Linked DNA regions of Mus musculus: regions 1, 2, 3, 4, 5 and 6 are each linked to region 7. The links are chromatin loops, found by intact Hi-C in ENCODE. Cell type or tissue: gastrocnemius. All regions are shown on one strand.

What was found. A loop is a pair of places that touch in the nucleus more often than their neighbours do. Peaks named below come from ENCODE experiments on the same cell type or tissue, not always from the same donor. Only the 100,000 strongest peaks of a DNase experiment are listed, where the experiment ranks them.
Region 1: a loop joins it to region 7, with 10 times the contacts of the local background. A loop is called at or near these places in 27 of 42 quality-filtered maps.
Region 2: a loop joins it to region 7, with 3 times the contacts of the local background. A loop is called at or near these places in 2 of 42 quality-filtered maps.
Region 3: it touches region 7 in a loop (4-fold over the local background); 2 of 42 quality-filtered maps call a loop at or near these places.
Region 4: a loop joins it to region 7, with 2.7 times the contacts of the local background. A loop is called at or near these places in 7 of 42 quality-filtered maps.
Region 5: a loop joins it to region 7, with 8 times the contacts of the local background. A loop is called at or near these places in 10 of 42 quality-filtered maps.
Region 6: it touches region 7 in a loop (7-fold over the local background); 6 of 42 quality-filtered maps call a loop at or near these places.

What each region holds. Positions count from the first base shown.
Region 1 is chr10:23,114,734-23,118,733 of GRCm38, reverse strand. Eya4 (EYA transcriptional coactivator and phosphatase 4) reads left to right here. Exons shown (of 19, transcript NM_001347372.1): 14 at 1,856-1,914; 15 at 2,021-2,181. Among named protein-coding and RNA genes, the nearest start is that of Gm24655, 50 kb to the left of the region's middle. In gastrocnemius, a CTCF peak has its summit at 1,761 (motif pointing left); a DNase peak (open chromatin) is centred at 1,757.
Region 2 is chr10:23,401,799-23,405,798 of GRCm38, reverse strand. No RefSeq gene overlaps it. Among named protein-coding and RNA genes, the nearest start is that of Eya4, 54 kb to the right of the region's middle. In gastrocnemius, a CTCF peak has its summit at 2,163; DNase peaks (open chromatin) are centred at 1,990 and 2,332.
Region 3 is chr10:23,174,431-23,178,430 of GRCm38, reverse strand. All of the region lies in intron 3 of Eya4 (EYA transcriptional coactivator and phosphatase 4), which reads left to right. Among named protein-coding and RNA genes, the nearest start is that of Gm24655, 9.5 kb to the right of the region's middle. In gastrocnemius, a CTCF peak has its summit at 1,686 (motif pointing left); DNase peaks (open chromatin) are centred at 1,498 and 2,677; H3K4me3 peaks cover 1,323 bases; H3K27ac peaks cover 2,382 bases.
Region 4 is chr10:23,775,062-23,779,061 of GRCm38, reverse strand. n-TWcca1 (a tRNA gene) reads left to right here and starts at 1,908; the gene lies at 1,908-1,979. In gastrocnemius, a CTCF peak has its summit at 1,529 (motif pointing right); no DNase peak of the experiment used is centred here.
Region 5 is chr10:23,085,334-23,089,333 of GRCm38, reverse strand. No RefSeq gene overlaps it. Among named protein-coding and RNA genes, the nearest start is that of Gm24655, 80 kb to the left of the region's middle. In gastrocnemius, a CTCF peak has its summit at 2,283 (motif pointing left); a DNase peak (open chromatin) is centred at 2,314; H3K4me3 peaks cover 201 bases; H3K27ac peaks cover 894 bases.
Region 6 is chr10:23,348,612-23,352,611 of GRCm38, reverse strand. It overlaps Eya4 (EYA transcriptional coactivator and phosphatase 4), which reads left to right and starts at 2,722. Exons shown (of 19, transcript NM_001347372.1): 1 at 2,722-2,850. In gastrocnemius, a CTCF peak has its summit at 2,300; DNase peaks (open chromatin) are centred at 2,465, 3,002, 3,313, 3,566 and 1 more place; H3K4me3 peaks cover 2,559 bases; H3K27ac peaks cover 3,093 bases.
Region 7 is chr10:23,609,009-23,613,008 of GRCm38, reverse strand. No RefSeq gene overlaps it. Among named protein-coding and RNA genes, the nearest start is that of Gm47843, 36 kb to the right of the region's middle. In gastrocnemius, a CTCF peak has its summit at 1,636 (motif pointing right); a DNase peak (open chromatin) is centred at 1,634; H3K4me3 peaks cover 1,119 bases; H3K27ac peaks cover 2,690 bases.

The DNA.
Region 1 (4,000 bases), 490 kb after region 7:
TGCCTTTCTTCTAGTTTTTAAGTTTTTTGTCCAACCTGTTTACTCCCCAAATGCCTGGGTTGATTATTTCCTGCCTCTAGAGCATGCCTTTAAAAATCCATATATCCTGGTTGTCTCTCCCACATGCACCCTCAGCTGCATCAGGTAGAATAAGTCCCCTCAGCCCTTACCTATGAACATAGGTAAAGGTTTATTTGAAAATCACTAACTGGTAATTTATGTAAACCTTAGAACTTCTAGAGTAAGTACACGCAGATTTTTGAAGTTTTTGTTTTCATTTTACATTTATGGGTGTCTTACCTGCATGTATCTATGTGTTCCCTGTGTATACAGTGCCCAGAGAAGGCATCAGCCTCATCAGGAGTGCTGGGATCTAAACCTGATTCCTCTGGAAGAACAGCAATGTTTTGCAATGCTGAGCCACCTCTCCATCCCAAATACATTTTGAAGTCACATACGAACACTTTCCTGACTGTGCTCACCGCTTAATTTGTGTCTTATTATTTATTTGGTTCACATTTGTTTTACTTACCTGTGAAAAGACGCAGTGCACATCACACACATGTGGAGGTCAGAGGACAAGCTGTGGGAGTCCTTTCTCTCCTTCCAACATGTGGGCTCCTGGGCGCAAGCTCAGGTCCTCAGGCTCGGCAGCTTGCTCTGTACCAGCTGCTGAGCCATCTCCTTGGCCTCCAAGTCTGTCCATTAAAGGTAGTCTGAGTCCATTGAAATGGGGTTAATACATCCTGAGTGGGGGCTGAAGACTCTACATTTGGTACTTGATTACAGACCCTTCCAGGTCTATTATAATACATTTGAAGTGGCCCAAAAGCTGGGAAATGTTAACACTGTCAGTAGTAAAACACTTGCATAGCATGTGCAGGCCTAGCTTCAATCCCCTGCCAATCAGCCTGTCTCTGTCTTTGTCTGTCTCTGTCTCTGTCTGTCTGTCTCTGTCCCTCCCTCTCCCTCTGTCCCTTTCTCTCCATCTCGCTTTCTCATTGACTTATTATGAATTATGATCATTTGTAACTGCTAATTGTGGACTTACTCTTCTGAGAGCTAGGCATTTTAAATCTCTTCAGCAAATTTTGCCTCAAATCACGAAATCTTTCACGGCAGCCTTGCAGATCATTTAAAGTCAGAACAAGATTTTTTGAACCTCTAAGAGCCCAATTTCTATGTGGAAGCCCCTATTTGCGTTAAGCAAATTCTAACTTGAAATCAGATCCAATGTGGGCAAACTTAACAAATTTATTTTCCTTGGAGGTTGTATTGCTTTTGGTATGTAAATCTTCAAGACTACTAATATTCATTGACATTTAAAAAACACTAAAGCCCGATGAAAGAAGGTGTCAGTCTCTATGGCCACTACCTTTGTTCTGTATCAGAAAACCAGGACTTTAAGTAAAATGACACCTTCACACCAGCAAAGAGCAGGAAGTCTTGGAAAGCTCACAAGACGCCGTGTTCTGAGGTCAGGACCCCTCCACTTCCACCAAGCGAATAATAAGAAACAGTGACCACTTCAGATGCTTGGACCCCAGGCACGGTGCAGACTTTCAGCTTAGCAAGGGCACTGGTCTCAAAGATTAGAGAGCTATTCTTATCAATGATGTTAAGATTAAACTTATTTTTCAAAGCACCCCAAGTTTTCAGACTGCTTTATGGATTTAGATCTCAAAGAGGTGGTACCATTTCCCTGCCTGCTTAAGAAAGCAGGTATCAGAGGGAAGGCAGAATGGACCCATACTGCCACCTCGTGGCCATAGCCTGATGCTGTGGGATGATGGGAAACCTGAAGGTGTTAGCCACATTTGGGTGATAGGTAATGTCTGTTGTTCCCTTTTCCCAGGAGTGTGATCAAGTTCATATAGATGATGTTTCCTCCGACGACAATGGTCAGGACTTAAGGTAAGCTGCGCTCTCAGTCTTCCGTTTCCTACAGAAATTCAGCTATGGAGTTTTGCACATGTAATTATTTCTTCTGTTTCTTTTTAATGTATTTTGGGTGTTGCAGTACCTACAGTTTTGCAACTGATGGCTTCCATGCAGCTGCAAGTAGTGCGAACCTTTGTTTGCCAACAGGTGTGAGAGGAGGAGTGGACTGGATGAGGAAGCTGGCTTTTCGTTACAGAAGAGTAAAGGAATTATATAACACCTACAAGAACAATGTTGGAGGTACGTGGGGCCGATTCCACCCAGTATCAGCACTCTGACACTCAAGCTGTAGTTTCACAGTGGAAATTAGCTACTGGAAAGAAAACCATGAAGGAAAGCCAACCATGAAGGCTCGAGTTGAAAAGCAACGAGCCTGGATTTCTGCTCTCGGGATTACTAGGGAAGCGTTCAGTGCACCCTGAAAAAGGACTTGGCCGTTTGCGGAAACCTTGTGTTTTAGGATGTTTTCTCTGTTTCGTCTGTATTACTCTGACATTATCAACAAAAAACAGACAAGTGAAGGAGGTGTTCAAGAGGTCCTTGTAAAGATAAGAGCCACAATTATTCAGTTAGTGCCAATCTCTGAGAGAATATTCATGCAGCAGTTTGTGAAAGTTCAAAATGTGCAACAGATCTATTGGATGTTTAAAAAAAAAAACCTCACAAATCGTCTGACAATGTATCTCTACATAGGACATAGTGCTCTCTGTAATCTTTGGATTTTAAAAGTTCCAATACACTGTTGGTAGTATCTAAATCACATTATACTTATAATTTTATAATAAATTATTCATATAATTTGAGGTCCTTAGCCTCAGACTGCAAGTCTAGCTGTGTTTCTAGATACAGGAAAAAAAATGGATCGTCTTTATTGTTAGAATCAGTTTTTAGGTCAACGCATTTTCAAGATTAGTTCCAGAGTCACACACACAACTCTTCCAGCAAGCTGTTTGTTTTCCTTTTAAAATGAAGCATCTTTGAGGAACAAAAACCTAAAGTAAGCCAAAAGAAAATGAATTTTCTAAATACGCATACGCATTCTATGTGTATGCTCACACGTACACCCTAGAGTAAGATAAATATAATGTCCATCCACAGCGAACCCACTGCCCCCATCTGTTTCCACCTTGAGGATGGGGTTGCGTGTCTGTTTTCCTGTGTTTGCTAACACTGAATCACATCAGATGCTCAGGGAACCCTCAGCAACTGTAAAAAACAAGGCAGAGTCACAGACTTATGAACAGTTGAAATGACAGGAAGCTTTGCAGGGAAGGCATCATTTCCACATAGATAACTGAGCCCTGCAGGCTCTACTGACACCATGTGGCTCTCGTTCCTGCTTAGCTCCTAACTCACTCTAAGGCTCTGTCCCAGACACTTTTTAAAATAATTGTAAACAGTATGTTTAAACTTTTTTAAACTAAACATCCCTCTGAGAAGTATAAAACTATTTAATTTGCATACTCCCTTTACAGAGTATTGTTTGAATCATTTATATTTTCATACCCCCTTTATAGAGTATTGTTTAAACTCTTTTAAAATTGGGGAGACTGATAACATATCATCTTCTACCTTAGAAAATTTAATCAATATGAGAGCTTATTCTCTGTCAGTTATTAGCTTCTTTTTATTGAAATGTGGAAACATAAGACTTTCTAGAAAGTAGCTTTAATTTTAAATATCTATAATTGCATATTGTTTGTCCTTGCTCCCAGTGTTTGAAATACAATTTAAGTAAGAAACCTTCCTTTTGAATGGATGTTCATGTGATCTCATTTTATCATGAAAGCAAGGTTAGATTGCATTTCTCTTTTTTCTTTTTTCATCTTCCCTTCATTTCTTCCCTCCCTCTTTCTTTCCTTTTCTTTTTTCTCCTTTTCTCTTTTCTCTCCTCCCCTCCTCTCCCTTCCCCTCCCCCTTTTCTCTTTTCTCTTTTCTCTTTTCTCTTTTCTCTTTTCTCTTTTCTCTTTTCTCTTTTCTCTTTTCTCTTTTCTCTCTTCTCTTCTCTTCTCTTCTCTTCTCTTCTTTTCTTTTCTTTTCTTTTCTTCTTGTCAGTGTC
Region 2 (4,000 bases), 210 kb after region 7:
CTGTGCCTTTTTAGTGACGTAAGGGATCATTTACTTGCATCATGTTGTAGTAAATATCAATGCTGGGAAATGCAAATACACATCAGTTCTTTTACTTCAATTCTGAAAATTCCATTGTCATACCTTAATATCACATATTTTCATCTTTTGTTTTTAGATCCCAAGAGTTCTAGGAACTCAGGTGTCATAAAAAATGATTTGTTCACTAAAGTGCAAAAATTTCAATAACTGCAAACACTTTTTTGAAATAAATACATACAAACACTTAGGTAAATATCAAACTAGCAGTGATATTAGATTCATAGACACCAGAAACATATTTTATTATTTATATTATATAATCAGTATGTTTGAAAACAATTCTATACCTTTAAATTTTTCTTTATGTCTATGGAAGAATTAATTTAAAAATACTCTAACCATTATTATTTAACTTTTAACAGGTAAAAAGTCAACCATTAGAATTGATATGTAATGCTTTAATTCCTAATAAAGCCTGTGCGTCCTAGGAGGGTACTCTCCCACGAACCACACCCTTGGCACAAAGAGAACATCTTAGAATTCAATACACAGTTGGTGATCAAAATTGATAAAGGGTAACATATGTTTCCTGCATTAAGCTATTAAGAAGGTTGTTTTATCTTCTATGATAATCAGGGGAAGGAACAGGTCAGATGGAGCATCTCAAATACGGAGTCATCCTAGAGGAAAAGAGAGCCGTGAATTTGATGACCCAGCTCTCATGCCCCCTTCCTTCACGTTTTCAATGCACACAACTGTGGAGAGTGTTATAAGGAGAGGAGGATCCTAAATTATTCTAGCCCTAAATTGTTTAAGAGAGGAGAGCTTTGCATCAGGAATAGTTTTATTCATATTGCTTCAAGTGCTATTTGTCTCTGTGTGAACTTCTATAGTTAATTACAATAAAGGCAGAGAAAACAAGACAAAAGAAAGTAACTAGGTAACCTGTATAGTACCTTAGTACATTAGAACAGTGTCCTGTAAAGTGTGGCATTCGAGCTGGGGATTGGGAAAACACTTGAACTGGATGGCAGCTATCAGAACCGTCACCCTCAAACAGAGTTCAGCAGAGCATAACAGGCTATGGTAAGTTCAGAGATGCCACTCAAAGTCCAAGTTCATTTTGTCTTCTATGTAAAAGAAAACTGTATAAATATAAATTTATGTTCTGGGCAGCAGTGGCACACGCCTATAATCCCAGCACTTGGGAGGCAGAGGCAGGTGGATTTCTGAGTTCAAGGCCAGCCTGGTGAGTTTCAGGACAGCCAGGGCTACACAGAGAAACCCTGCCTTGAAAAACCAAAAGAAAAAAAGAAAAAAAAAAAAAAAGAAATCTATGAAACTTAAACCTGGCCTTCTAAAGGTTAGCAGGTTAATCATCACACAAAGGCATCTTTACCTATTTTCAAGTTCATGGTGAAAATGAATTCCTTGCTCAACCCACTTTAGCTCATGATGAATTATGAAAATATATAATATGCTAATGTAAATACCAGCCGTGTAATCACTAATATTGCAATTGAAAAGCAATTCAGTATGCTTATGTTTGTAAATATGCTAAAAGCAGATTAATGTTTTTTTTCACAATGACAAGAGCCATCCTATAAAAATTTTTATGGCTTGAGGCATGTAAGAAAACACAGAGGCCCTACTAAGACAAAGGGTTGGTTGATTTACAGAAAGCACATCTTGCCAAAAAATGAATTATTTGATTTACTGACCACGAATATCTTCCAAAGTCAAAATTCAAAAGAGCAGAAGAGTGTGTTTTTCATTGCAAAACAAAGACCACATGGGTAGCCTGGAAACAGCTGAGAGACAGAGCAGGGAACTGGGCCTTTGCTAACGGAACAGTTCCTGGGTGTTAGTAAGACGCCACCTGACCTACACAAGGCTTTCAGCACAGCAAGTTAGAGATCAACCAAGAGGCCCTTGGTCTCTTCCCGATTATATAACCAGCTGGGTGTCAGGCCCCAAGCCAGAGACAACAGGGTTAGAAACAAACACTGGGCTCCATTCCCAGCTATCCTACAGCGTTGGCCCATAGCAATAATTATCATCAGACATGTTTCTGTAAGTCCAAGCTGAAGTCCCTAATATTTTACATTGATTATGAATATTTGAAGGTATATTTCAGGGTATATTATGCATTCCTGTGAGTCAATAGGGGGAGCTCTCACATTGCTTTTATATGTATCTCATGAATAATAGATTGTATGTTACTTTATAATTGCAAAGATCAAGGGGCTGCCTCATTTCAGCCAGACACTCATAAGCAAGGGGCACCCCCATACCCACTGGAGAGACACTGGGGAAGGCCAAGCTCTCACACTGCTCCTCATCCAGCAATGCCTGGGCTGCCTTGTAGGAGAGATTCCAGGTCATTTTTGTTTTCTGTTTTGAGGTGAAGCCAAGGAGCAGTCTGGTTTGTGTCCCAATCTATTAGTTAAAAGCACCAGGAAAGGGTCTTAGTGTATAATGCAAGAAACCGCTTCACTAGTCCAGCACTCCTGGGTGTTAAACTTGCCACACAGCTATAACCTGGTATGTGTAATTATTATTATTACTATTATTATTATTATTATTAATTTTAGGCTATGTGTTTTAGAGGGCTGGCATACCCCGGCACAGTTCTTTGTGTGTTATGTATAATGAGTTGCCCTTTATGGAGTATAAAATTAGTTATCATTGACTCTCTAGGAATTTGCTTTCTCCCATTTAACAGGTCTCTCTTAATGCTAGTTAGCATAAAACATGGCGTGGTAATTGTTAGCTTTCAAATGAAACCTATACATTAATATTCATGTAAAATGAAAATGAGATACAATTTTAATAGACCTTTTATTTTTTTTTTCAATAAAACTGTGGCTTATACTTTGGGATTTTATTACTTGCTGTGATTTATGCCCTCTTTATCTAGAGGTTCATGGTAACCAACAAATAACGGCTCATACTTTTTGGGCCATCCCCCTCCCAAACTCAACCATATTTTAAAATATGGAAAAGTAATTTATAAGGGAAATGAAAAAAAAATTTACATGGAAGAGTACATAAAATACATCTGTCTTTCCAAACCATTGAGATTTATAAACAACTCATTAAAACCTTAAAAAGCCAAGAGGAAGGACAAAGGATTCTTTTACTACAATGAACTTTTGAAAAGAAGTCTTTTTCCCTCAAAGAAGTGTGATTTCCCTTTACATCTAAATAAAAACTTTGATTAAATATGTGCTTATATTTAAATAATGTCATTCAAATGTTTTTTCTTCAGAAGAATCAGTAATGAGACAAAAATCCCGAAAAATAAACATGTTTAGCAGCCAGGAAGCCCTTTTCTTCTTCATTGAAAGGAGAGTCTTTTGTTTTTTACTGGAGGGTTTTTCTTTTTATGTCAAATGAAATTTTAAGATCACCTCTGAGTATGGAACTAAATCCTTCCCTGCCAAATCTGATTCCAGTCCTTAAAATCTGTTTTTGTAATCCTGCCAGCAGCGCACTAACTTTAAATAGGTAGCCAGACATATTGGCAAAAATATATGTGGCTAATCAAATAAAAGTATGTAGCAGTTTGGAAGCAATCAATCATCTTTCAGAATCTTTTAAATATGAAGCTGCTATGAAGACATCCGACGGGCACTGAAATATCGCAATCAAGCAGCGTATGCAACTGGTTTTAAGTTCATTTTCTTTGTTTTTAAGTTTTCAGAGACTTGCTTCTTAACTATGAATTTTATGAGATGTTTGAAGGAAGAAAGCCCTGGCAACATACAACTAACAAATATGAAAACTGGCTATTCGGTGGGAATGCGGCGGAACACACACTTGCACTACTAACCCAGACTTCGCTGGCTTCACCTCATGGCTATGGCTTCAGATCAGATGCTGTGTGTTGACTGATAGTATTTCCTTCTAAAGGGAAATATATGTAGGAAGACTTAAATATTTTCTTTTTTGTTTGTTTGTTTGTTTGTTTTAACGC
Region 3 (4,000 bases), 430 kb after region 7:
AACACACACATATACATGAAAATTCAACACACATTTACATCATAGAACTAACCCCATCTTTGTATTAGAAGCCAAAAAGTTCCTTCTGTTCCTAGGACTGTGCTTAGAACAGAATTAGCCAAACAGGTCACTAAACTACACTAAATCTGACCTCAAGTATCTCAGGTCAACCGATCTAATCGTTCTTTTCTATTGCTATGTTACTATGCACATGTTATCATGGCTAGATACTTCATGTCATCATAATAGTTGTGGGATGGGGCAGAGCGCACAACAGAGACAGGTTTCTGCTCTTCTGGAGCCTTCCACTCCAGTCAGATGAAAAGAATCCTCTATGTCACTTCTATTTCTCAGCTAGGGAGAATTTATTATTATGTCTTATACTAAGCAACATTATCAGCAAAGCCAATACTAACCCCATATGTTCATATGCATCCATCTAGAGGTCATACTGCAGTTTCTCTCGGTAGGCACTGTGAATTGGGAACCTAGAAACTTATTCTGTGATGTCTGTTTCATACAGAGAAAGAAAGCTCATGTGACAGGGTTGTAAAGTCTAGGAGACTTGCATTTCTTGGGTCCTGAACAGCTGATGGAGGGACTCTATAAATAAACAGGGCCATGAGTCATTACCAGGATCTACAAAGGGTGAATCATAGTGTCTGAGTTGGAATAGATTCTGCAGTACACAAATTTAAGGTTTACCCTCCCTTGGGTTTGAGGAGGACCCTTCGGACTATTCAAATCAAATTCCACCTGGGCTATAAACAAAAACTCTAAAAAAGAATCAAGAAGCTGGTTCCTACGTCTTGGGATTCTCTCATTTCTTCTTCTCAATGACCACGTCAGGCTAAGATTAAGTTCCCTTATTTAAATTGCCCAGACAGATCCTAATGTTTGAAAGCCTGATGATTCAAGGCTCCTGAAAAGGGAGTTGAAAGAGACAGCCTAGGAGGGAGGGAGGGATGCCTTGACATGCAATGTGCATGAGCAGTGTTAGAGGAGGCAAGTCCGTGTTTATATTGACATCTGCAATTTTTGAAAACAATTCTATTACATTGAACTTTCAAAGTCCCTGAAGTTAGACAATTGCAGGCATTCCAAAGCAGACACAAGAGACTACAGGAAGATACTTCAGCAGTCACGGGAATGATGACATAGTTCTGTTCGCTAAAGACTCCTTTAATTGGAGGAGGTTTAAATCCAGTAAAATAAATACGCCCTGGGAGCTGCACTGTAAAACTCCAGATAGCTGCCTTCTCATTTCCTGTGGTCCGGACTGCAACACACCAGGGCTCTATTCGCTTCATAGGCTAAGCTTTGGTTGGTTTGCAGAAGCAACACGTTTCGCTTCTTTGCTTTTTTTTTTTTTTTTTTTTTTTTTTTTTTTTTTTTTTTTTTTTTTTTTTTTGTGGTGTATGCTATGTTTTTTCATTCCTGACTGGTTTCCCTGGCTTACACATCTTGTACATGATCCAAATTGGCTCAGAGCCCCCACACTACTTTGGGACTTCAGTAATACCACTAACTAGAAGCCTCCCTCGGGGTCCTTTATTTGAACCAATCAAAATCTAGCTAGCAATTTCAGAGATATTTTTCCTGACTCTTTAAGCTTACACTACAGTCTGTCCCATCAGTGGGCTGCTAATATTCTAAACCTTAAAGTCCAAGGCAGAGACTCTGCCCTCTTGTGTCCAAAAGTCTTTGCTTGTGCTGAGAGCCAGTTAAGGTAGAAGTTCAGAGAAGTCTGAAGCAGAGATCCTCAGGCTGTCAGTGCAAGGATCCCCCACTCCATTTCAACCCTTTAATGTTCCTCAGATCATTGACCACATAAACACCAGTGTTTGCCTGGACAGTGTACACCTCTATTTAGATTTTTATCTCTAATTAAGGGAGAGTCCAGGAATTAATTTCTACTTGTTTTCTGCCAGTAGAGTTGCACAGAAGATCAACATTGTACTGGTTGGGTTTTGTGTGTCATCCTGACACAAACTAGAGTCATCACCATGCAAAGAGCCTCAGTAGAGGAAATGCCTCCATGAGATCCAGCCATAGGACATTTTCTTAGGTAGTGATCAGTGGGGGAGGGCCCATCCCATTGTGGGTGGGGCCATCCCTGGGCTGATGGCCCTGGGTTCTGTAAGACAGCAGGCTGAGCAAGCCATGGTGAGCAAGCCAGTAAGCAGCACCCTCAGTGGTCTCTACATCAGCTCCTGTCTCAAGGCCCCTACCCTGTTTGAGTTCCTGTCTTGACTTCCTCTTATGATGGATTGTGATCTGGAAATGTAAGCCAAATAAACACTTTCCTGCTCAACTTGCTTTTTGGTCATGGTGTTTCATCGCAACAATAAAACCCTAAGACAAGGCCCAGCCAGGTCTTTCCTGCTGATTCTAAAGCCAAGGTCATACATAGGCCTGCTTCTCACTAATGTGCGTTCTCTTCAACAGGAGTCAGGTTTCCCTGATTCCTCAGAATATTTACAGTTTCTTGAATATTATATAAGAAAACTCAATGAACTCTAAAGGACAGTGTTTGTTTTCCTTTGTCAGTTTTTCCCCAAACACAAGCCCTTTCTGTTACATGGCAGTTAAGTCCAGGTATCTGATCACTCAGAATCTTCTTGGGCTGAGTTGAACCATAGTTGTACAGTGAACAGCCCAACTTCCAGCTCCCTTGGCACATCGCCATCTTGATAGTTCAGTGTCTAAACTATGGGCTTATTGAGGACAGAAACACTTTTTTGGTTTTATTGACTACTGAGAAAGTCTTTGCATGTTTATCTTTGGAAAAAAAAATCACCCAGTGGATTTTACAAAATTTTTACAAAAACAAAAAAATCTTAATTGAGATTGGTATGAATTAAAGAGGAGTCCCCCTTAAGTTTCTAGAGACCATTTTCTTTCTGTCTTTACTCCTTGTTGATATTTTATTTCTCCTGCCTGTTTAACACTGCTGGAAGAACGCTGCACCCAAGGGGAAAGCACACATCTCAGTCCTTGCTCTGAAATTCTTTGGCATTTCCTCATTTACTGTGGTGCAAGCTGCAGAGGTTTTCATGAATGTTTTCATAGATGAAGGAGAACTCACTGGCTTAGCTTACCAAGAATGTACACCGTGAATGGATGGTGGATATTATCCAGTACATCTTTGCAACCACGGTCATAGTATTTGTCAATATTTTGCATTCCATTGATCTCTGGATCAAAGCATCTGCTAAGCCCACCTTGCATTTCCAGGATAAACCACACTGGTCCTAAACCAGCTCCCTTTGCCCACTGCTCTCCATTTGATAGTAGCCTAGTGTCTTGGCTGTCTGTAATAGGTGTGGGTCCATGTTGTTCTTCTTGAAACTGCCTTTGTCTGGTTCTGGATCAGGATAGTGGACTCGCCATCGACAGGAGAATCCTTCCTTCTCCCAGATGACAGAATTTACACTATATTACTTTCCCTCACATATTTGCTTCAATTTAAAAAGATACTTTATTTTTGTGACGTGTGTCCATGTGGTGTATTACATGTTTATACGGAGGTGTGTTCATGTGCATGCCCGTGCAGGTGGTGTGTATGTGAGAGAGCACATGTGGGGAGGCCTTAGGATGACTCTGGGTGCTTTTGCAATGACTCTTTATCTCATTTCTAAGACAGGATCTACTCCTGAGCCTTGAGCGCACTAATCTCTCTGGCCAGTGCATCCAGGGAGCGCTTGCCATTCTCCACCGTGCTCAGCTCTTGCCTAAAAGTGCTGGGGGTTTGAAGACAGTCCCTCACGTTTGCAGGGCAGGCATTGTCCTGTCCAACCCTTTTTACAGCCCCATCCCTGGGATTTTCTTCATTTGATAACTGATTTGGAGATTTTCTACATTTCTACTGAGTCAGGTGTGGCCTCTTTTATCCAACCTGAATTCATTGACATTGTTTAATGACTTTTCATCCTTTGGATACCACCAACGTCTCTAGTGATTGTTTGGAATTAAAAACTATTTGTATTGATTGTAGATT
Region 4 (4,000 bases), 170 kb before region 7:
TGACCAATACAGATATGGATGCTTTCAGCCCACCATTGGACTGAGCACAGGGTCCCTAGTAGAGGAGTTAGAGGAAGGACTGAAGGAACTGAAGGGGTTTGCAGCCCCATAGTAAGAACAACAATATCAACCAACTAGACCCCCACAGAGCTCCCAAGGTCTAAACCACCAACTAAAGAGTACTCATGGAGGGTGGGACCCATGGCGACAGCCGCATATGTAGCAGAGGATGGCCTTGTCAGGCATCAATGGGAGGAGAGGCCCTTGGTCCTGTGAAGGCTGGATGCCCCAGTGTAGGGGAATGCCAGGGTGGGGAGGTGGGAGTGGGTGGCCGAGCACCCTCATAGAAGCACGGGGAGGGGGTGGGATGGAGGTTTGCCCAGGGGAAACAGGAAAAAGGGATAACATTTAAAATGTAAATAAATAACCAATAAAATTTCTTTAAAAAGTTGTGTCAGCATGTTCCACTCAAGGCAATCTTTGTAACTGTGAGTCCCAGTAAAATCAAGAGTCACCGTCAGCAGAACCAGTAGCACATAGCAAACATTCCTATTATAAAACTAAGAGGCAGGAGGATGCCCAGCATAGACTAGGACTACCACTCAGCAAGCAGTCCACAAACTGTAGCTCCTGCCGAATATTCAGGGGCTATGGGGTTTCTTTTAGGGCTTTTGGTAGCCCATACCTCCTAACTCCCCCCTCATTCCTCCTGCAAACATCTCAAACATGTACAAATCTGCCCACATACCTCACAGCCATGGCCCCCCATTTTGGTACCCTACCCCACCCCACCCCATTTTTTGTATTAGTTACCTTCATTGTGATAAAGTATCGGACAGAAGTGACTTAAGTAACTTTGACTCAGAGTTTGCAAGGACATGGACCATCATGGTGATCAAGGCTCCGTAGCACAGGTTCTGCTTGTAGCACTGCTGTTACATCTCAACATGTTAGGAAGCAGAAATGGTTGAAATATTGATCAGAACAATATTCCAAAGAAAAGACAACGGTGCTGTTTTCGCAGGCACTCAGAATGCAAAAGTTACAGCATCAGTGAGACTTGCATCAAGAAGGTCCCAGAACAAACAAAAACAACCAATGAGACCAGGCAATGTGTATCAGGGTCATATTCTTTGTGTGGAGCTCCTGCATGGGCTATCGGCTATGCACGACATTATGAAAGTAGGACCAGAGGTTGATGGAGACCTCAGGACTTATAAAATGCCAGAAATGTGGGGTGTCTGCAGAAATGGAATAAAACTACTCAAGCAAGAAGCCATGCATGCTGCAGGGAGTAGGGATTTTTGGGTGGGGTTATCAAGGCCTGAGGTGTCTGAGATGGTGCCACCTCAAGCCCTGAATGATGTCTGTCCTGCTGGGTTTAGATAAAGATTCTAAAACATCTCTAGAATACAGCCTAAAAATATAAAACTTAAAACAAACTTATCATGGCATTGTCATATTGAAAAGAGTTTCTCATAATCCTTTTGAGAATAACTTTATTACGTTCTACATAGTGAACAGAAGGTGGCAGCATTGCTTCAGCAGTTAAAAAAGTTTCCATCCCCTTTGAAAAGGCATGGGGTAGGGTCGGACTGGGGGTGGGGGTGGGGGTGACTGATAGAGTCTCCACAGCAGGTGTGTGGAGCAGAGAACTGCCCCGTGTTCCTGTGTAGGGTATGTAGAAAGAAAACACAAAGTAGGATTGCTCAATGCCTCTAAACACTGCACATATTTTTCTGTGTATTTTTCAGGGTAACAGGACCTCCTTCCCTGTAAAAATGAAATGGGTCAGATGCTGAGCTTTTTATGAGATTTAGAAAGCCGTGCATAGCTCTATAGCGGTGGGAGCTTTAATCTCTGTTTTCATAGACTGGTAATTTTCTAAGAATAAGAGATGTTGGAGTGACCTCGTGGCACAATGGTAGCACGTCTGACTCCAGATCAGAAGGTTGCGTGTTCAAATCACGTCGGGGTCATGAATACCTGTTTGGGGGCTGGTGAGATGGCTCAGTGGGTAAGAGCACCCGACTGCTCTTCCGAAGGTCCAGAGTTCAAATCCCAGCAACCACATGGTGGCTCACAACCATCCGTAACGAGATCTGACTCCCTCTTCTGGAGTGTCTGAAGACAGCTATAATGTACTTCCATATAATAAATAAATAAATCTTTAAAAAAAAAAAAAGAGATGTTGGTCTTTACTTCTTCTCAGAAGTTTAAGGAGATATTATTATGATTAGTAGGGACTTGGATCTCAGGTAGGTAGGCATGCAGATATGGTGTGAGTGATCGATGCACATTTGTGTTAACAGAGCCAGGAAACAGCAGCAGGCTAGAAAGTCACTGGCCTTGTGCTGGCAGGCTGTTTGTACCTCTTTTTGGGGAGTCAACATGTATATTTACATCCATACTCAATATCACTCTGTATCAGCAGCTCAGCCTGTGGGTTATAACCCCAACATCAGACATCCTGCAATCCGATATTTAAATTACAATTCATAACACTAGCAAAATTTCAGTTATGAAGTAGTAACTAAATACATTGAAGCTTGGGGTCACCACATGAGAAACTGTATTAATGGGCTGTAGGAGTAGGAAGTCTGAGAACCACTATACTATATATGCACTGGAACACTGTAAAGTGCACATGTAAGTAAGCACATATGTCTTATGTGCAAAGATTTTCTAACCTTTCTTTGTTTTTGTCATTAATTTTGACCAGTTGCCGGATGAGTTTCTGGAAAATAAAATTTATTGGCTAAGAGGAGAAAATGAAGGCCCACATAGATATTTTCTGGATGTCTGTATTAAAAAGGGGGCAGGTATTGGAAAGCCACCTTTATCTTCATTTTAAAATTTTATGTTCTTGTGTATTGAGAGACTCTATGTTTAATGATGGCTACTGTGTCTGACGACCTAATTGATCCTGGGAAACACATGGTAGAAGGAGAAACTCACCTTTGCAAATGCCGTCTCCCCTTAACTACCTATTTAACTAACTAACTAACTAACTGACTAAACAAAGTTGTTATTAGAAGACCACCTTGTATGTTGTAGTGGTTTGAAAATGCTTGACCCAGGGAGTGGTACCATTAGGAGGTGTGGCCTTGTTAGAGTAGGTGTGCCCTGGTTGGAAGAAGTGTGCCACTGTGGGGGTGGACTTTGAGACCTTTCTTCTAGCCACATGGGAGACAGTCTTCTGTCTGCCTTCAGAACAAGATGTAGAACTCTCAGCTCCTCCCATGCCATGCCTGCCTGGACACTGCCATGCTTCCTACCATGATGATAATGGACTGAACCTCAGAACCTGTAAGCCAGCCCAAATTAAATGTTGTCCTTCATAAAAGTTGTCTTGGTCATGGTATCTCTTCATAGCAATAAGACCCTACAACACATGTGTTAGGCAAGCTATACCCCAGCCTCAAGTCCTGTTTCAATATTATGTCTTCAAGTGTTACCTTTAAAAGACGGATTTATTTTACTCATTTGAATTAACATTTGAACTTTAATTTCCTCATGTCTACTTATTATTTGATCTGAGCAATGATTGCTTTTTAAAATCCTATTTTGAGAAAGCAGCCTTTTATAATGACATACATTGACTGTGTGTACTAGACAGAACATTTTATTAGTATGCTAATTCATTTTCCATCAAAAGCAGAAGCTATCACATACATAAATATAGCATTTATGGGTTCACTACAGTCCTGAAAGTGGGCTTGGAAGGTATTACTTGGTGGCTTATATCACTGGCAGGGTTAATATACAAGAAATAATGAGTCGAGTGTAAGCTTGAATAAGTGAAAACCACGGATGTTTAATAATGTAGTCAGAGGTTTATTCTGGGCTCTATAAATACTGTGGGGCATATATGATCTTAAAACCTATTACTTCACTTTCCTTTTACATATGCCAGGTCTCCTCAGCAATTAACTGTGACAAAGGCACTGGTAACAGTTTTCATGGACTTTTAAGTTGGCCTATTGCATAAAAGATTCTT
Region 5 (4,000 bases), 520 kb after region 7:
GGAGCAGAAGAAAGTGTCTGCTTAGCAGCATTCATGCTTGCCAGGGGTGGGGGAAAGCCCCTGCAGAGGGCACAATCTAATAAGCATGTTCTTACGGTACGCCCCTCGGCCGGGCTGCCTTATCTTCAGTAATCCCATTCTGTGTCCCGGAATCATATTATTTGGCCATGGATCAAACTCCTTGTAGTTTTGGCTTGGGAAGACAATGAAACATGATCTCAAGACAAGAAAGGATCAGGAGCAGACAGTGGCTCCCGTGGCCCCCCAGCAGTGCAGTGCTGAAGCCAACATCACATCAGGAAAATATATTTACCAGATGGGTAGAGAAGATGAATGCCCCGTTCCAGCTGTGCAGTACTGCCCTGACGGTTTATGATCTCAGACAGGAACAAATTGATGTGAGAGATAAGAAGCCCAGAGCACAAAGCTTAGGTGGCAGGCTGTCACTGGCACCCAGCCTTGTCTACTATGCTTGTCACTCAGAAGGCCATTTATCAGGAAGAGCCCCTTAGGATACAGTAATATGGAAAAAAGAAACAATGTCCATGCTTAAAGTGTATGGAGGAGGTTGAAGGGAGCCTCCTAGGGTCTTCCTGCTTCCCGTCTGAAGAAGCTCAGAGTTGACCCATGACCTCGCCGACCTAGCACAGGTCACATGGAGGGCAGCCCACAAAAAGCTTCCCTGTAGATCAGGAGCAAACCCTGCAGCTTCTGATGAGCACAAAGTGTCTAAGAGCAGCTGGGTGTGCTAGTAGCTACCTGTGATCGCAGCACTAGGGAGGCAGCTGCAGAAGGGCTATGAGGTCAAGGCCAGTAGAAGCTTCCTGGTGAGACTACAGATTGAAAATAAGAAAGAAACACGAAAGAAAGTGGTAGCCTCTGTATTCTCTACTGTGGGTAGAAATCATCTGCTGTATATAGAAAGCCTAATTCCCCTGTTGGGAACCCATACCCATGTAGATGACACGTAATCACTTAACAGCATAAAAAGGTCTTTCCCAAGTCTGTACCTTGGGCTGTAAGGAAAGCTGGCTTACCCTGCACAGAACTTTTTTTTTTTCAGAATATAAACTTTCCACGATCAGTATTCAAAACAAAGACATATGTATAAATTAGGCAGGCAACCTAGAAACCAAAGTATGGGCAGGGTGGTCAGGGATGGGGTGAGATGAGTCTTCACTCTCTAGCAGTAAGAGAATAATTAATAGAACAAACACATGTATTTTATCATCTGAATACCACACAATATTAAATGATGTCCAGATGTTCATATTTGAGATGTAGATAATTATATATGTATATATGGTTTTATTTTTAATTAGTTTATTTATTCTCTCATTTATTACATCCTGACTTGAGTTTCTCCTCCCTCCTCTTCTCCTAGTGCCTTCCCCTCCCCTCCCCTCTTCCCCAGATCCACTACTCCTCAACTTCCCTTCAGAAAAGGGTAGGCTCCCTGGGAATATCAACCAACCATAGCATATCAGACTACAATAAGACTAGGCACAAGGCTGGACAAGGCAACCCAAGAGGAAGACAAGGGTTCCAAAGAAGGCAAAAGAGTCAGAGGCCCCCACTCACTCTGGGTCCCACAAGAACACCAAACTATACAACCACAACAGATCTGCATAGGGCCTAGGTCACACCCACGCACACTCCCCGATTGTCAGTTGAGTCTCTGTGAGCCTCTATGAACCCTGCTTAGTTGATTCTGTAGGTCATGTTCTTGTAGTGTCCTAGACTCCTCTGGTTCCTACAATCTTTCCCCCACTCTTCTAAGGGATCCCCTAGCTCCATGTAATGTTTAATTTAACTGTGGGTCTCTGCATCTGCTGCTATCAGAAGCCTCTCTGATAATATTATGCTAGGCGCTAGTCTACTAGTGTAGCAGAATATCACTAGGAATTCTTTCATTGACTTTTTTTTTCAGCTGCATTCGGTTCTATCCTAGGTCTCTTGGCTATCCAGCCTCTAGTTCCTGACCTTCCAGGCAGTATCAGGCTTGGGTCTCAAGTTGGACCAGGCATTGGTTGGCCACTCCCACGAATTCTATGGTCGAAGAGATGGCTCCGCCATTAAAGGAATGAGCTCACAACCAAAAATGTATTATTTTAAACTAACTTTTGAATATGCCCTCTCATAGAATTCTTTTTCTTTTTCATATTTAGAAACAAAGGTAATACTACATTTTATTTTTCACCAAGTAGCCAGTAACACAGACATTTCTTCTGTCAATAATTTAATCTGCTCAAGGACCAGTTCGATGGGTAGACAGACACAGTCGCATGCTGCCATCTGCTGGCGCACTTCTTAATATTTTTAGGTTTAGATTCAGATTTAGATGCTGGACTTAGCAGGATCACACAGGAAAGCATGAAGGTTCAGAACAGTAAGCATCATCTCCGGGGGCTCCGATTCCCATGGTCTGGGTGGCACACTGGAATTTACATTTCTGGCAGGTTATGGGGATGTGCCGATTTCTGGCCAGCCGCTGATGTATCAGACATGTGCAGCATCCCTTACTGCTTGCCTCACAAGGCTTTAGCTTCCGTGGCTCCACTCGGACTCTACAGAATTTTAACAGATGCTGTGATCATATAGGAAGGAGCCAGATAATGGAGCCAAATCTAAAGCGAATGGTTCAGAGAGCCCTCCGGGCAAGCCTGTAGCTGCTGCCGTGCTCTAACTGGAGCACGGGATGGATCGGTTGAGAGAAGGTTGTTTATGTAGGCATGAGCTCAACATGGACCGTGAAGGGCCTGCTGTTCAGAGAACGAACGGCTTGCAAGCTGAATGGACAGAGCTGTCCTTGAAGGACTGGGCAGAGGACCAAATCTGCTTTCCTTTCACATGCCACATGCTAATTCATGTTTAGGACCCATTTACTCTTCAAAGCAGATGAGGAGAAGTGTGAGCGCTTGGTGGTATGACGTCCCGTCATCTTTATTATCTATCACCAGTGCTTTTCGGTGAAACTGAAGTCATCACTGACTAAGCAGCTTGAAGCACAAAAGCTGCGCTTTGAAGCTCTGAAGACAAGTGCTTCAACTATATTATTATTATTATTATTATTATTTATTATTATTATTATTATTATTATTATTGTGGCAAAACTCACTCAGTGTTAAACTTACCATGCTGCTTTTAAATGTGTTGTTTAGTGGCAGTAAGCATATTCACACTGTCACGCAACGTGGATCTAGAACTCTCTCACTTTGCAAAACTGAAATTCTATACAGGCTAAATATCTGTTCTCTCCTCTCCATACCCTGGTCTTTGGCAACCACAACTCTAAGTGATGTTTCTGTGACATAAATAGTTCAGCTACTCTGTATGAATGAAATCACACAGTATCTTTCTATTCACTTAGCCTACGTCTATTAGCCTATTGCATCTACATAGCAATGAGGTAATTTCCATCTCTGTCTGACTATATACGTGTTATGTATAAATACGTGTGCGCACGCGATCAGCACGTCTGGTGAGCCTCTGTCTCTGCTTCTCCAGCCGTGTCTTTGCCCAGGTGCAACTGTGCCTGATAATTCTTTGCTTATGCCCTGGAGATTAGAACTCAGGCCATCTCTCCAGCCACTGTTTTCTATTGATAGTCACTGGGGTTGTTTCCATGGACTCACTTCTAATACAGTCACAATTAACAAGAGTATGAGAGTATGTTCTCCGGGCCCACCTCAGGTGTGTCTAGCTGTGTATTCCACTGTGTGGCTCCTGGCTCCACATGTCCTAGATGCATCTGTAATTTTGGAGGAGCCACAATGCCACTTCCCGTGCATCACAGCTGTGCCATTGCACAGTTCGTGTACAGCTGGACACAGAGATCTCAGGTCCTCTGCATCTTTGAACACATTTGTTAGTTTCTGGGTTTTGACAGTGGCTGTCTTAATGAGGTGAGAACTTATCATGCTTTTGACCTGTAATTCTCTAGTAGGATGCTAAGCATCTTTCCACTGACACCTGTGGCCAGTTGTCTTCTTTGAGAAAT
Region 6 (4,000 bases), 260 kb after region 7:
TCTGGGCTCAGTGGGAGAGGATGTGCCTGGCAGTTTGATGTTCAAGGAGGAGATGTGTAGGGTGCTGACACTCAAAGGCAGGCTTCTCCTTGTAAGGGGAATGGGAGAGGACTTATGCAAGGGTTATGAGAGGGTTGTTAAGTGAACAAATAAATAAATTTAATAATAATTTAAAAAGAAGAAAGCTAGGAAACACACCACCTCGTTTCCCCCAATTTTTATTAAAACATCGAGTTTTATTTAAATTTAAATTTTAGCCAGGTGTGGTGGCTCACACCTTTAACCCCAGCACTTGGGAGGCAGAGGCAGGTAGATTTCTGAGTTCAAGGTCAGACTGGTCTACAGAGTGAGTTCCAGGACAGCCAGGGCTATACAGAGAAATCCTGTTGGGGGGGGGGGGGGGGAGAAAAAGAAAAAGAAAAAAATCTTTCCATCCTTTTAAGAGATAAAGTCAAAATATGAAGTCTTGTACCAAAAGGAAATGGATGCTTGCTCACTTTTGAGGAGAATGCTACTCTAGTCTTAGTTGCTATATTCATGGAGGAGTCTGACACCAACAGATTAACTGTTATAGTCTCTTATTTGAGCCACTGGCATGCATGCTGTATCGAAAAGAATGGCTGCTTTTTTTTTTTTTTTTTTTGACAACCACAACTACTGAAAGCATCCCAGAGGCTAAAAATATAGATTGGGATGTATACAGACTCATTCGAATCTCAGCTTTGTCACGTGGACAAAAACATCCAACCAACCGACAATACAGCACTTTGAACTATGAACTGGAGACAACAAAATAATTGAGGTTTTCTTGTTGCTGATGTCCCTTGAGTGTATACTAACCGGTGCTCCTCTCCATCGCAGGAATGCACTCTGGGTAATGCTCCCAAGGCTGCAAAGCACCACCAGAAACCCTTCCACTCAGAGAGCCAGAAAGGGGGAAGTTAGGCCTGGCCTGGCTCAAGCTCCCTGAAACTGATCTGTGGGAGAAACAGCCAATAAGCAAGCAGAGGGAAGACACTACCTTTATCAGCTTAAATTTAAAGCCCCAGCATCTTTTCCATTTCCTCTTAATCATTGTAGACAATGCCCCGCTCATTAAAAACAAATATTCAGCATGGATTTTCCTTTTAAACTAGAGTTCAGGGCTCCTGTTAGTAACATAAAACCAAGCTCAAGTGAAGGATGAAATTTGTTTCTGAAAAAAGTCCAGAATATCATTTAGTTGATAAAAATATTAAAACTAGATTTTCTTCGAAGTGGAGTGGTTTTTTTTTTTTTTTCATCCCTATGGCCATATCTAAGGCAGCGTTGTTGCTAGAGATGACTTGATTTTCTTTGGGAAAAATTATTTTGATTTCTTTGGGCCTTGGTTATCTTTTATACAGCTTTAATAACTATTAGGAAATTAATTAAACAAACACGCGTGAACCACAAGTGAGCAGTACAGCAACTGACAATAAATTCAAAATGAGTTGATACACATTATCAAAGTATCAGGACAGATGTTACTGATGGAGACAATGGGCTTTAGGGAAAGGTGGGGTTATATGGGAGTAATATTTGGGGATTGTCTTTGCTTTGGTCCAAGAGTGTGATATTTATATTTGTCTGTGAAATATGAAATCCAATGTAGGTACAAAAGACATCAACAGAAGGCATAGGCTCAAAATGCCATTTCAGCAGTGTGCCCTGAGCAGTTCTGACTGGCCTTTGGAAGTCACTGCAGTCTGACCTTTGGGCGCCTGGGAGGGGCGCCTATAGCTGCGCCCGGCCTGGAAGGGGCCCAGGCACTTCCCAGTGCTGCCCGTCTGCACGCTGCTAACTCCTTCATCGCTTCCATCTCCAGGAAAAAGCTCTTTCCTAAATCCAGAGCAAGCTTTGGGCTGGTGTCAGTTGGCGTTTAACTTTGTTGCAAGTGGACTAGAGTCCCTTCTGCCTCCTCTCTTGGGGTAAGTGGCAAGGAGTCCGACTGAGGGCCTGTAGCTCGCACAGGGTAGTTAGGGGACCGCCGCCCAGAAGCAGGTGGGGGACCGAGGAGCCCGGTGGCGGGCTGGTCCCTTCAGTCTAAAGGCCTCGGTGGCCAGCGCCAGGCGGGGTGGGGGCGGGGTGAGGCGGCGCAGAGGGCGCGGAGATTACCGCGGCGCCACCAGAGACGCGCAGAGCCGGGGAGCCCCGGAGGTCCCCCCACGCGAGACCTCAAAAAAGAAAAAAAAAGCCGATGATAACAGGCAGTTTCCAGAGATCGAATAAAAAGAGAGGGCTTCTGCGCCCGCCAAGATCTCCTGCTCTTCCGGCGGCCTGCCGGGAGGCCCCCAGCGGCCACCCTAGCCCCAGGACGCAGGCGGCGACGTCCCCCCCCAACCCCCCCACATCCCGCCTCCTGCCTCTAGGCTCCAGCTCCGCGCGCTAGGGAGAGGCTGCCCGCGGCGCGGCGCACGCTCCGGCGGCTCCCGGCTTGCGCGCAAACCTTTCCCGGTCGGCGCCCTAGAGAGGGGACTGAGCGGCGGGGACCTGCGGAGGGACGCCCGGCCACCCGGCGCGCGCGCGCTTTCTCTTTTCTTCTGCTCGCTAACGCCGCTCGGCTGCTCGGACTTTGGTTCGGCTCCTTTCGTCCTCCCCCCCCCCCCCTCGCAGCCGGCTCCCCCACCCCGCCCTGTTTCTCCCCCACTTGTGTAAGCTATTTGTTGGGGGTGGCCGAAAGGGATGTCCTGTTTTTACCAGAGACACAGCGCGAAGGGAAAACTTAGACACTGGAAGGAAAGCGAGTAAATACGTAGATCGGACCCGCAGATCACTGGCTGGGACAGACAATTGAACTTCGGGAGTCCAAGGCGGTCCGGGCCGCCAGAGGTGAGTGTCCTCTCTTCATCCGACCCGGTTTTTGAAGTCCAATGGAGGGGGGAGGTGTGTCCAGATTTGGATGATTCCCCCAAACTGTCCCCTAGAAAGTGCTAGCTAGACACTTTGTAGTGCGTGAATGGGGATCTGGGGATGGAGGTCGCGCGCAGGGAGAGTGTGTGAGCCTCGGAGTTCTCCCCGATGATCCAACAGCAGTGTCCCATGGCCAGGGTCCCTAGGACCTCAGTGGTACGCTCGCCCAGGAAGACCCTCAACGACCTGGTCCCCAGTAACCCCTCTTGTCTAGCGCCACAGGACCTGAGTGAGTCTCGCGTCGTCCCCGGGTGCGGATCCTACCTGCCTGCACCCTGTTCCCTGTCGCCCGGGAAGCTTACACCAGACTCTTCCCACTCCCACCCGGTGACATTTAATACTTTGTGATGACCTGCTACGTGGAGTAAGGGTGCTGCCTCACTCAGTGTCCCTTGGAGAGCCGTGGGCGCCTGGGTTTGCGTGAGGCCGGGAGCGCGTGTACCCAGAGGCCAAGCCCTGGTCTCCAGGTACCGGTCGCAGTCTAAACAGGGGGGGGGGGTCACTTTAATGGTTTTTACGTGGCGTGGACGAATGTCTCTTGCAGTGTGCCAGGGTCTGTGAAATTAGAGGCGCCTTGTCAGAGGAGTCGCGTTCATTGGCTCCAGGAGCGGATGCTGAGGAGCAATTCTAACTTCTCCAAAGCCAAGGACCAGGCTGGGGCGAGCAGGTTTCTCTCAGAGCTCACTGGATCTGGGGTGGCCTTGGCACTCTAAACGCTTGTAGAGCTTGGTCATCTGTGACTGGGAGACAGACTGTGTGAGCCCGTTTCGTTTTGCAAGCCACAGCAACCCCAAACTTTTCATTTTATTTTTCTATTAGCACTAAATTCTTTTCCTTTTTTCTTTGTATTCGAGATTCGCAATCTCTCTGAAAGAAACAAGGAGGTTTTGACTGAGCCTGGTGGCAGAGCGGTGGCAAAACTAAGGGAGTGCAGTTTGATTTTTGCCACCGTCCCCTTGTTTGGGATGTTAGCGCCTCAGCTCACATCTTTCAAGTTCCTGGGAGACTAACGGGGTTTGCGGTTTGGGTGGGATCGGCGTGGCCTTCTCCTTTTCTCCCGGACAACGCA
Region 7 (4,000 bases):
GTGTCCACAACACAGATGGACAGACAGCTCATTCATCCAGTAGTAACCATGTTTCCCTAGCTTCTTCATACCTGGCTACTTTTTTTTTTTAACAAGCAGTATAATAGATCCCCAAATTGTAGGAGCAGGGTAGTGGATCAAAGCTGCTCTAAGGGCAGTGGTACCAATATGTCAACAGTAGGATTTACCTGGCTCAAGAGGCTCCTCAGCCAGTAAGCAGGGAAGCAATGAGGGGCTCTGGGGACCTCTGTAACATTGTAGTTAGGACTGACCTCAGTAGTTTGGGCACAACTCCTGGTGGCCAATAAATGAGGTAAATTTAATGGCAGCCTTTGAGGTGAACTAATGTTTTATTCTTTGGCCAACCAAGACTGAAAACATGGCTGGTCACGAGGAGCAGAGGGGACTATTTAGGAGTGTGGAGAGGCAGGCAAAGTGCTCATAAAGAACTTCAAAAATGCTATAAATGTGGTGGAGAGGAGGCAAAGCACTGGAAGCAAAAGCAGATTTCCCAGAACAAATCTCTGAGACACAGATGTATATGCATGTATGTCACATTGAAATATATGTATTTCAATCCTGGTCAAACTATATTGATGCAACTGTTAACAGCCTTTTGCCAGAAACACAGGCAAAGAAACTCCTTTTTCTCCTTTAGGGAATATTGACTTTTCTTTTTCCTAGGACTGTTTCTTTTTAAAGCTACACAGAGCAGCTGTAGTTATTGTAATTATACCAACCCAAAGCCTGGAAATGAAGGAGTCTGGAAATCACTTAGCATCACCACACAGTATGGCCTACATCAGCAATCTTAGTCACTAAGAATACATAATTTTTCCTCTACCGCATGTTTGCTTGCTTGCTTTAGACAGTACTATATCATCTCAATTGAAGTCATTCAAACTAAAATGTCACTATGTGAATTTATAATGGATCGATACATTTTTAAAAGCTGGGTTTCAATATAGTTTCAGAATGAAAGGGAACGAATATAATTGTATACACAATAAGGGATTCAAGGGATTACCAAAAGCATAATGTAATTGCTATCAAACCACCATGATTGATTCACAATAATTAAAATACATTTACCTCTCATTCCATAACAGAAACCCACATTTATTTCTTTTAGCTGACTTCTGAGTTTTAAAGTTTTCTTTTTAAATGATTCTTAAATTGAAGAAAAAAATGTAAAAAAAAAAAAAAAACCTCAGGAAAAATTTAAATTTAATATTGTTTCATTACTACTACCTGTTTTTAGGAAAAACACATGCCAGCGTGTGTTATTTAATATTTCTGGAAATTCTAAAGTCACTCACTTACAAAGGAAGCATTTGCCTTGCACTAATATTTCAATATTTCCTATATTTTCTCACAGTGCTGAAAGTAGCAGTCGGCTACTGGGTAAATTCTTCAACTTTGTGTGTTCTGCTTTATAACGTTGATGCCCATGATGGGATGTTGACCCCGATGATACAACTTCCCTGTATAATGGCCACATTCACCTCGGCCTCTAAGATGCAGTGGCTTGGAAGCTATAAGACAACATGAAGAAGTCCCTGCAGGATTTTTCGCGATTATGTAAATAGCGACCTGCACCCCAGACAGATGTAAAAGCTATTGGCACCACCAGGGGGTGCCAAAGGACAGCACCTGTTTACATTTTCAGCTAATGGGCCCTAAGAAAGAGTAGAAAAAGAATTGCCCCCAAGCTAGACCGTTAGTGCATAAACTCACCTTGCACCATCGTGGAATATCTGTGTGTAGTACTTGGATGCTACAAGAAGTCATTGATCGCTGCAGATAAATAGGAGCACTGCCAAAAGCTAGCAAGTCTCCCGCTTTTCCAAATGAGTCTACAGATGCAGAACCAGGGAGGACTTGGTCCTCGTGAACCAAGTGGACTTCATCGTGGTCAGTTGGGTGAGATGTGGTAGAATATGGACCAGAGCTGAGGTCTCCAGATCTTTTTTGTTCGCCAGAGTATTTTCCTCTTTGCCATGCTCCCCTTTCCCCCAACCCCGGTAAAAGAGCTGGGAGAGAAGGCCTCTCGTGACATCTGTTCGAGCCTCACTGTCCTTTTCAACACCTTGCTGGATAGAAAACAGTCTCCCATGAGCCTCCGGGTTTAAAAGAATAGCTATCGAGAACTCTCTCTGCCTCCTTCCTTCATGAAGATTACTGCAGAACCTAACAGGGCTCACTCCAAGGGCTTTGTGTCCTGTTGAAGAAAACCACATTCCCATCGGAGTGTTTCTAACTCTGCTCGCTTTTTATCTCCAGCTCCCATGAGCACCAGCTGCAGGGGCTTTCTTACTTCCATAGTTATGACTCTGTTGGCCTTCTGTCAAAATTAACAAAACGTCTCATGCCAAAAAACACATCGCGAGCTAATATTTTAAAATTGTCTGTGTTATATAGTACATGCTAAAGCCCCATTCCAAAGAATGCAGATCTGATATCTTCAGGTAAAACCCATATTCTCCCTGTAAGATACAGAGCCTGGCCTTCTCCATAGATGACTGGCTGACTTTAGGTTCCCGATATGTATCTAGGCGAAAGGACACAACACACCATAAATTAGAATTAGAAGCATAACAGAACCGTTTAGAGCCCCTATCGATTTTAATGTGCCTGGTCTAGAGAACCACTTGAGTGAATGTACTTCCCCCTACTCTGACAGCTGTTTTGCCATGACCAGAGGAGGGCTAATGAGGTTACAGCTGTCAGGCTTAATCAAAAGACACAAATATGAACAAGGAATTGGGTAGCTGGTTTCAGTTAATTTGTGCAAATGTACAGATTGGACAGGCAATATTTACACTGGCGACTCAAAACAAACTTTCAGGAATTGAGCCAAAGATGACCTCACTGGTTCTCAACTCCATTCTGGGGAGATAAGACTCAAATTAGAGAAACAGGAGATGGAGCCCCAAAGGGGTCCCAGCTTTGAGACACCCATGAAAAACCCGTTTGCATACAGCACATTTCCCTCTTCATCAAGTATCTAATTGGATTTCCAAGACGGGAGCCTAGTCATTCCAGGAAAAAAAAATCCTCTCCTAACTGTTCTGGGGATGCAGCTTGGGAGTCCGGGTCTTGTATTATTGCCATGGGACTTTATGTAAGAGTCACCCCTCCCCCACCCCCACCCTCGCCCGCGCTCATGAGAGCATCCAGTGTGTGCGCCAGGATTACTGCGCACCCATTCTGTTATGAAAACATCGTTCTATTAATATAAATGCACGCTGCATTTGCCAGGGCTAACGAGAACAGGTGCAAAGTCTTCAGATGCTTGTCCATACCGAGAAATGAAAAGAGTGTACAAACAGTTTTCCCTTGCCGTGGCACCGTGGGTGTCGATGTAACATTCGTCTCTACTGCATTCCTTGATGTTCATGGAAGGTAGCCCGGGAAACTTGATCTGACTGGCTTGGAGGGCAGAGAGGGGAGGAGGAGGAAGAGAGAGATAGTGATGACATGGTCTCTAGGATTCTGTTTATGCAAATACTGTCCTCTTGATCTGGGGCTCACATGGGTCATGTACAGAGCATATTCTGTCCTATCTCCTGCTGAGAATGGGTGGGTACGGACATCAGAAATAGTCTGCTGATCTGGTATGTAGAAAACAGTTGAACGGCACCGAATAGTTCAGATCTTCATCTCTCCCTCTCTCTCTCTTTTAAAAATCTTATCCATGTGACTGCCGTGGTGTTGCCCATAGTTTCAAATTCACTTTGTAGTTCCCAGGCAAGGGAGAAATTCCTTCTCTGAAAAGCCTATCTGGGTTCCAGTCTCCATCCAGAGGGCAGTCTGTGGGATTTACTTCTTTGAACAGGAAGACAAGCAGCCCGTGAATCCACCACTGAATGAATAGCCTTGACAAATGAGTAGTAAGAGCTCTATGTGTGTGCATTTTTTTTTTTTTTAGAAGTTTTGGAGTTCGCCACCAAAACTGGGTGTCTGTATATGTGTGTGAGGATGGAAAACATGTATAACA